Regions from separate parts of the Homo sapiens genome. Here region 2 is linked to region 1. A link is a contact called in ENCODE Hi-C data. All regions are on one chromosome and are shown on one strand. The core of a region is the stretch at or near the end of the contact, and the rest is flanking DNA. Distances in the headings are between cores, read along the strand shown. Region 1 holds the start of ANKRD18A (ankyrin repeat domain 18A). Region 2 holds the start of SHB (SH2 domain containing adaptor protein B).

Region 1 (4,520 bases), core at 1,282-3,781:
GATTCCCTTTTTACTTCTGAAGAAGCTAAAAGTTCAAACCCTCACAATAATAATGATAAAAAATAGTGAGAAATTATTTTTATCTGTTCAAGAGTCATATTTCTCTTCCCAAAATTTATTCCATTAATAATAAATTTTTACTAGAAATTTTATAAATGCTCACTTCAGAAATCAAAGGTAAGAAAAAGGAACAAAAAACTTTAAAATACAAATGCTCAGAAGTTACAAATTTTATCCTATTTTGTGCATAGTATTGCCTAACACCAGACCATAGTATGTTTGTGTGTATGTGCAAGCAAACTGATTTGTTTTTCCTCACTGGCTGTAACAAAATGCATCTTCACATATCAACATACTTCTCCACCTATTGCCACCTTCAATGGCCACATACCATTCTATGGGTTCTTGTTAACATAAATGCTGGGGAAAAAAAGTGCATGTATCTCTATTTTCTGAAGGTATTTTAATACAATGGAATTGATGGGTAAAGGGCATATACATTTTTAAAATGTGGTAATTATCTCCAAATTATCCACTTGAAAAGTCATCAGCAACTTAAACTTCAAGCAGCAGTGTAAGTGCCACTGCTCTTCATTCTCACAAACACTGTGGATAGAACACAGTCTCACTCCTCTTTTAACTTATCTTATGAGAAACACTAAGGATTTTTTCCTATGTACATAAGTAACTTGTGAATCTGCAAAAAGTGCTTTGCTCACTTCTAGAGTTCTTTTCTTGTGGATTTGATTGGAAAGAATTCCCTGTAAAATAAAGATGTGCTTTTTATCTGTATATATATAACTGATATATATATATAACACATTATATTAGTAATATATACAATTTCTTATACATATAATCAGTAATATGTATTATATATAATAAAGAATAAATTCCCTGTAGGATGAAGATACACTTTTCATCTGAATATATATTTTTATATATTAGTAAAAATATATATAGGAAATATTTTTCGAGTGTGTTATCTTTTGTTAATTTTTTTCTGATACACAGGGGATTTTAATTTTTAGTTTGCTAAATCAACTTTCAGAATGCCTGCTTGCGAGGTCATTCTTACGAAGGCCTTTGTTAACATAAAATGTACCTGTATAAATAAGTCTTTGCGTTTTCTTCTGGTACTTTTTCTCATTTTGCATGTGTAAAAATTTCAGTCTGAATTCCATCAGGAACCCATTTTTGCGACATAAAGTTTCATTAGTTTTCTTCACACAGCAGGCATTTTATTAATAACTCATCTTTTCCTACTCATCTGAAACGTTACCATTATCCATCCCTATGTATATATCTTACATATATTTCAGTGTTTTTGGATTTCCTGTTCTGTTCCATTTATTTATCTGTGTTTTCAGCTGTTAGTAAATAATTAATTGTGGGAATTAATAGCACATTTTGATATCTAGAGGAGCAAGTCTTTTCACTCCATTATAAACATTTTTAAATGTCATCACAATGGTAAGATAGATAGCAAGTGTCATGCAAAAATGATAAAACCTTGATATCTTCATTCAGTTTATGTAAAACTGATAAACATGGAAACAGTTCATATTTTGAGAAAACTGAGTCTTCCCATTCAAGGAACCCACCTCGCGCTTCCCAGTGTCCCTCTAAGAAGCTCCAGTAAAGAACCTGTCTACCTAGGTGGATTCGGATGTAAAACCGACACAGGGTTTTATCTGAGAACTCTTCGCCTACTGAAAAAGGCTCATGGTATTTTTGACAGGGGAATGAGTTCTCATTAGGCACCTCCCTATCATGTATATGGCCCCATGTTTTAAACGTGGATATGCCTAACTTTGTGAGTTAAATCACTCAAATTTTCCACCAAGCGCGACGGACGGGGAATTGCCAGCGACGGAAAGCAGCTGAGGCTCCATTTGGCTCCGCTGCTCCGAGGGTGCCCGGCGCCCTCCAAGGTCCCCGCCCCAGGGGCTGCCGGGCTGCAGGGAAGCCGGGCCTGCGGCCCCCTCCCACCGCGGGCTGAGTCCCCGAGCTACCTGTCTTTTCTGTCGCGGGCGTCCAAGTCCCGGAACCTGCGCGTCAGGCAGCGCTCCACCTCCGCGGCGTCGCCCTTGATGGCAGCCCTGTGGATCTTCCGCAGTTCCCAGTCCCGAATGTCGTAACCCGGACCCGCATACTCTTGGTCCATGGAGCTCAGGAGCGCCTGGCCCAGGCGTCTCCCGAAGCTGAAGAGCTTCCTCATGGTGGCGACTTCTCAGACGCCCACCACCCGCTCCTGAGCCGCGGCGGCTCCTCGTGGCCTTTCCACCCCCACTCCGCCCCAAATCCGCGATCTCCCCCGCAACCCGCGATCCCCCCCGCAACCCGCGATCCACCCCCAAATCCAAGATCCACCCCCAAACCCGCAATGTAGCTCAGAATCCGCGATCCAGCCCGGTCCACCACAGCCTTCAGCAGCGACACTCGCAGACTCCGACCTCTCAGACCGAGTGAGCCCAGCTAAGCCGTTAGGCGCGCGCCTGAACCTCAGCGCTCCGAACTCTCAGACCGAGTGAGTCCCCGCGATGCCAGTTAGGCGCGCGCCTACAACTCAGCGCCAGCCGGGACTCCGGAAGCCGCTCCCAAGCCCTCGTGGCCGGCAGGGGGCACCTGCAGCACGGGCGCACGCGTCGCTGGCTTGCGGGTTCTCCTGGGCTCCCGCGGGACGTCCCGGAATCCCAGGAGTGCATCCCTTCCCGCCTGAGGGCCTGCCTGGCCCTGACTCCCGACCCGCTCCTCCTCCGAAGAGAGATCGGGGCCGCTGACAGGGGCCCTCCGCAGCCACCGGGGATGGGACTGGGGGGTCGGTTCCTGTCCCGGTGCAGCCGCCGCCGGGTAGACCGCCTGGCTTGGCCGCAGCCAGGGCGACATGTAGCCCCGGTTCTGCCAGGCTGGGAGCGCCAGCCATCTTGGGAGTTGCCAGGCAGCTGTCGCCAGCAGGTAGAGGGCGCCTGCAGCTTGGGCGCCCAGGTGGTGGAGCACGGCCTAGGCGGCCTCTGGATCGCGAGTGCACCTGGCCTGAGAGCCCGCCAGGCCCTGCCCCTGCTCGGCTCCTCGTCTGCTGAAGCTCGGGACCTCTAGCCAGTGGCCCTCTGCAGCCACGGGGAATGGGGCTGAGAGCCGGTTCCCGCTGCAGGGCAGACCACCTAGCTCAGCCGCAGCCACAGGGACATCTGGCCCCGGTTCTGAGATGTGGGGAGTGCTGGCGGGCTCGGGGGTTGCCTGGAGGCTGCTGCCTGCACACAGAAGGCGGATGCAGCTTGGGTGCCCAGGCGGGCTGGAGGTGCATGGCCTGGTCGGCCTCGGGATCGCCAGCGCGCCCAGCCTGAGGGCCCCCAGGCCGTGCCTCCCGCCCATTCCTCCACCGGAGGGGGATCGGGGTCGCTGGCATGGGCACTTGGCAGTCACTCCGGATGGGGTTGAGCAGGGGTTCTCAGTTTTCGCCCCTGTGCAGCCGCCGCCGGGCAGAATGCCTGGCTTGGCCGCAGCCACTGCTACACCTAGCGGGTCGGGCGGGCCGGGGGGTGAAAGCGCTGGGAGGCGGGTGCCTTCTCGCCCTGTGGCGCCTCTGGGCCCCACGGCTTGTCGGCCTCCGGCGCGCAGGGCTCCCCAGCATCCTGGGCGCCGGCCCGCTGCCTGCACAAAGTCAACTCAGACAGGATGAACTTCGGTTGCCTTGTCTGGCTGGGCTGCCAGGCGGGGCAGCTGACCTGCTGATGGGGTGACTTTCTTCATCTTCTTGCCCACAGGACAGCGGGCTGGGAAGCCAGGGGCCGCCGGGACCTGGGGCTGGAAACCACATCTGCCCACAGCCGCAGCCTCCTGCACCTGTCATCCTGGCGGCGCCCTGACGTCGGAGAAGCAGCAGGCGCGGAGCTCCTGCAGCGGGCACCGCTGCAGCAACCCGACCCGGCGCAGGCGGCAGTGGAAGGCGGCCTGCTAGCACGGCTCCCGCGGCCCCAGGACCAGGGGTGCGGCCAGCACCGCCCTCACTCCCCGCGTCTCGTGGATATTGCCCTCCCTGGAGGCGGCTGGACCTAAGCGAGGCTCGCAGCGATCGGCCCCGCGAAGACTCGCATGCAGGGCTCAGGATCCCGCATTCTGGCGCCGCGGCACCGCACCTTTCAGCAGCCCTGCTCCTCTTCTTGTTGGTAAACTTTTGTCACTCTGCCATGAAAAGCATCCAGGCGTCCTTGATTTCGACATTGCGTGCACGCTCAGCCGAGCTCATCAGACGGGCGGTTGTCCCCAGAGCCCGCGGGTAGCTTGTTCCCGGGCGGCGGCTCCTGCTGGATGCAGCTCCTTGTGGGCCTACCAGGCTTGGTGGAGCCACAGCAGACCTGTGGAGAGGAAGAGTAAGGCGGGCTCTGCAGGGCAGTGGGCCGGGACCATGAGAGAGGCGGGTCAGTCTGGGCTCCAAGCTCAGCCTCTCGGATTCCCCGGGACCCACGGCTTATAATGCGCTTAAATCCCACGCCTCGCCCGAGAGACAGCACGTCACC
Region 2 (4,449 bases), core at 1,191-3,690, 550 kb before region 1:
GGCAGGTAAGAGCCTGTCTCCCTCCTGTCTGGACATCCAGTCCTAAAAGGAACTCAGACTCTTAATCAGTCTCCCCCAGCCCAGGCCTGGGCAAAGGTTTACCTTTGGGGGAAGAAGGTGGGGAGAACAACAGCCACGCACCAGGGCGCTGAGAAGGAAGGAGCTCTCCCACCGGGCCTCAGATTTAATCAAAACACTGCCTTCCACCAGAAGACAGAACAAGTATTATTTTATGGGGGAAGGGAGGGCTTCACAGGAGTGTGAAGGGGGAGGAGGGGACCTAGTCTGGCTGTAATTAACTCGTCTGCTTCAAAGGGAGGAATCTAGGTGGCCTAATGCGTTAGGAAGGGGGCTGTCACAAAGTCCCCCCGTGTTCCTGGGACCTTATGGGGTAGGGGTGAGGTCAGGAAGGAAGCAGGTGAGGATAGGAGGGGTGGGGTCTCCTTCCAGCCGGGCCTGATAGGCTGACCCCCTCCCGCGCGCAGCGGGAGGAACTGACGGGTTCGATGAGGAGCGCTCTTGCAGGCAGCGCATTTCAACCGGAAAAGCACGCGTGGAGGTTCCCGGAGCAGCTCCGGTACCAGGCAGCCCGGATTTGGAAACCTAGAGCTGGGGGTGGGGCAGGGCAGGGCCGGGCAGGGCAGCCGCGAGAGATTTACATATACACGCTGGAGACAGCCGGTCCGGATCTGCCACCAAGAAAGCTGTGTAATATTGGGCGAGTCCCTTCCTTGCTCTGGACCTCAGTTTCCCACCTACAGCGTGAGCGGAGGGTGGAGGCTGGGATAAGGGGTGTCAGGAGTCAAAGCTCTTCGAAGTCCTAGACAGCTCTGACTCTGACTTTACTCCTTGGCAGCCAGAAGGACTGACTGGGTCCGTCTTCCTGGGGCAAGGCTGGGCCGGGCGCTCTCGCTCAGAGGGGACGTTCTGGAAGCAGCGGCGAAAGAGGTGGGGTCAGGAGGCCGCCGGTCCCAGGAAAAGGGCGCGGGAGGAGGCAGAAGCGGGAAGCAGCACGCCAGCCCCGACCCAGGGTCCTAGGCCGAAGCTGAAGTAGAGACTCAACACCAGAGCGGCGGGTGCCTCGGTTTCCCCGTGCGCACCGTGGCTCTGGAACCTCGGGAAGAGGCCAAGGGGCACCTTACCTTGTCCTTCTTGCCGGCCCCGCTCTCCTCCGCGGCTGAGGCGGCGCACTTGTTGAGCAGTTTCTTGCCTCCGCAGGCCGTCGGGCTCCAGGTGCGGCCGCCCGCGCAGGCGCCCCCCAGGGGGTCCCCGGCCCCACCGCCCGCGGCGCTCTCCACTTTGATGAGGCGGTGCTTGGGGGAGATGTAGCGCACCTCGGCCGGCGTGGCGGGCCGCCGCTCGCTGCTGCTGCGGTAGAGATGCGGAGAGCCGGAGGACGAGGACGAGGACGCGGCGGCCCCCGCGCCCGAGGAGGCGCAGCAACAGCCCGCGGCGCCCGACGCGGACGAGGCCGAGAAGGCGCGCTGGACCCCGCCTGGCTCCCCGCTGCCGCCGCAGTAGTCCAGGCGGCACATGGCGCGCAGTTTGCGCAGCGACGAGCCAGGCCCGTTGTAGGGGTCCTCGAAGTCTCGCTCCTTCTGCGCGCGGTAGGCGCGGATGAGGTCGCTGGTGCTGCCGCTGTCGTCGGGCAGCGAGCCCGAAGAGGCTGAGAAGCAGGAGGCGGTGGCCGGACCGCAGGACGCCGAGGCGGCGGAGGAGGCCTGCGGCACGGCCTGGGGGGGCTGCGAAGGCCGCTCGCCTCGGCGCCGCTGCTCGCGGTAGTCTGGCCGCGGCGGCTGCGGGGGGCTCTTGGTCTTGCTGTTGCCCAAGCTGAAGTACTTGTTTAGCCACTTGGCCATGGCGAGAGGCCGCCTAGGGCCGCGGCGCGGGAGCCCGGTCCGCCGCCGCGGCCATTCGGGGGGCAGCGCTGCGGCGCAGGTCCCTCGGCGCCCCGGCCCCGGCGGGGGGCGTCCGGGGCGCCCGCTCCCGACGCCAAGTTCAAGTTCTTGCCGCCGCCGCCTCCTGCCGGCAGCTCTCTGGCTCCGGCGGCTGCAACACCTCCCTCCGCCTAGCGCCGCCCAAGCTAGGAATCTCGCGCCCCTCGTGGGCGCGTCTCATGGGGTCCCGGCCCACGCCCGGGGGAGAGCGGAAGGTCCGAGCGCTCCACGCCGCGGACCCTTTGGCCGTACGCCCCTCGCCGTGGATCGCGCTCCTGCCCCGTCGGAGCCGCAGCCTCCGCCTTGGCCGGGATCCGCGGCTGCCGCGGGAACTTCTCGGCGTCCTCGGCTCCCTTCTTCCTTCCTGCGAGCGCTGGGGAGAGCTCGGCCCCGCAGCGGAGGAGAATGCGGCCGGGAGAGACAGCGAGCGACGGAGGAAGGCAGCCGGCGCCCGCCGGAGCCCGCGCGCCCGTGCCCGTCCCGGCGGCGCCTGTCGCTGCCACTGCCGCCGCCTCCCGAGCCGCCGCGTGTGTGACACTCAGGCCGCCAGAGCCCGCCCCGCGCCGCCGCCCCGCCCCCCCGGAGCCCGCTCGCGCGCCCCGCCCCCCGCCCGCTCCCGCAGACCCAGCACCGCCCATCCCCGCGAGCCTGGCCCCGGGCCGCGGCCCAAGCCCCGCCCCCCTCGCGCCCGGGGCCGGGGTGGGCGCACCTCTCCGCTCCTGCACACGCCACCTCCCGCGGCTGCCCTGGCGCCAGCACCAGGGTCTTGCCCCAGGGCGCTGGGGTCCCGCCGCGCAGCCGGCTCCACCTAGCTTGCAGCTCGCCGCCGCCTCGGGCGAGAGGTTGCCTGGCGGAGCCTGCTACGCGCAGAGGCCAAACCTTTCCGCAGTCCCCCGGGACCCCGCGCGTTGTTCACTCCAGGGATCCCCCTGTCGGGGTTGAGGAGGGAGAGTGGATTAACACGGAACCTGTCTAGTTTACAGCGTGGCCCGTGTGGAGGAAATGCAGTGCCTAGTGCCCTTAGGGACAGAGTGGCTGTCCCTCTTCCTTAAAGGGACAGACTCCGGTTCAGCCCCGTGCGCCAGGTCTTCGGAGGAATCTTTATGCTAATGAGTGTATTAGCAGTCCAGATGACGGATGTGGTCGGGATAGGCGGTGGGAGCCGGGCCCAGCACCAATCCGAGAGCAAGGCTAGGGGAGGTCGGAATGTTTGCTTACCTTTTCACCTCTGAGGAAGTCGAGGCTTTAGCCCTGTTCGCTGCCAGCCGGCGGGGAGCAAGTTGTGGGAACATTTAATGCCTTATGTTGTAGGAGCTGGCAAGGATCCATTTAATACAGGACCTCGGCCGGGTGCGGTGTCTCACGCCTGTAATCCCAGCACTTTGGGAGGCCGAGGCGGGTGGATCACGAGGTCAGGAGTTTAATACCAGCCTGGCCAAGATGGTGAAACCCCGTCTCTACTAAAAATACAAAAATTAGCCGGGTGTGGTGGCGGGTACCTGTAATCCCAGCAGCTACTCGGAAGGCTGAGGCAGAGAATTGCTTGAACCTGGGAGGCAGAGGTTGCAGTGAGCCGAGATCACACCACTTCACTCCAGCCTGGGCGACAGAGGGAGATTCCGTCTCAAAAAATAAATACAGGACCTCATTTTACAGATGGAGAAACTGAGGCCCAGAGGAAAGTCACACAGGTGGACTTGGATGCCAGTTCCTAAGTCGGGTGGCACCATAATTATGTCTTTTCCAAGAGTCTCTTCTTTGCGATTTCAGATCATCCTTTGATTATTAACCAAAATTGAGGAAACAGTCCCAGGGAGTGGCCTGATTTGGTCAGTGTAACTTTTCCTGGGATCTGCACCCAGGGGAGGTGGCATGCTCCCTGTTGAGAGGGAAATGCTGCCTAAAGATGAAGTAGCTGCCACTAGGGCCTGGTGCTGCTTTGAATTTGCCTGGGCAACCCTCAAAATGTGACTTAACTCTAAGATGTGGGCACCTGAGAGCTGAGAAATTCTCTAAGAATGTTGATTTACTAAAACAATAGCCCAAATCAATAATCTGCATTTGCTGTCTGTCTGTTATAGATGTGCTTTGGGGGAGTCTGTTTTTCCCATATCCTGTAGTAACAGTGGGAACTGTGAGGGCAGACAGCAAGGCCAGGGGCTCTTTTGATCACATCATAGTTCTGGCCACGCTGGAAGTAGAGGTCAAACTCAGATTTCAATCTGAGACATTTGGACAGGGAAGGCCTGAGAGCTGTTACTGCTTCCTCTCTGTAACCCACCCAGACTCATGCCTGAGGCCACAGCACAGAAGTGATAGAAGCAGGACTTGAACTCGGTCTTATCCTGAAGCTGACCTCTGTCTGCTCAGCCATACACAGTGGTAAAGTGAAATTGACTTCAAATTTGTTATTCCAGAATCAAGCTATTTGCCCTTTCCCTCCTTGGTCAGACAAAACTGTCATCCTCTGTGGCCAGTTGAATTTTCCAAACCCACTATGTGACGTCTCACA

Evidence for each region. Hi-C counts contacts between places; a loop is a spot of excess contacts on that map. Pooled maps may share reads with other maps.
Region 2: a loop to region 1 is called in a pooled map, with 11 times the contacts of the local background. The contact joins the promoter of SHB here to the promoter of ANKRD18A in region 1. A Hi-C loop is called at or near these places in 2 of 37 single-sample maps with no recorded cell type and 9 of 50 pooled maps.

What each region holds. Positions count from the first base shown.
Region 1 is chr9:38,618,065-38,622,584 of GRCh38, forward strand. It overlaps ANKRD18A (ankyrin repeat domain 18A), which reads right to left and starts at 2,532. Exons shown (of 16, transcript NM_147195.4): 1 at 2,016-2,532. The coding sequence starts at 2,221. FAM201A (family with sequence similarity 201 member A) reads left to right here and starts at 3,024. Exons shown (of 2, transcript NR_027294.1): 1 at 3,024-3,301; 2 at 3,768-4,520. RefSeq lists enhancers at 3,178-3,297, 3,950-4,159.
Region 2 is chr9:38,066,787-38,071,235 of GRCh38, forward strand. SHB (SH2 domain containing adaptor protein B) reads right to left here and starts at 2,441. Exons shown (of 6, transcript NM_003028.3): 1 at 1,143-2,441. The coding sequence starts at 1,859. RefSeq lists an enhancer at 878-1,681 and silencers at 1,572-1,621, 2,042-2,851.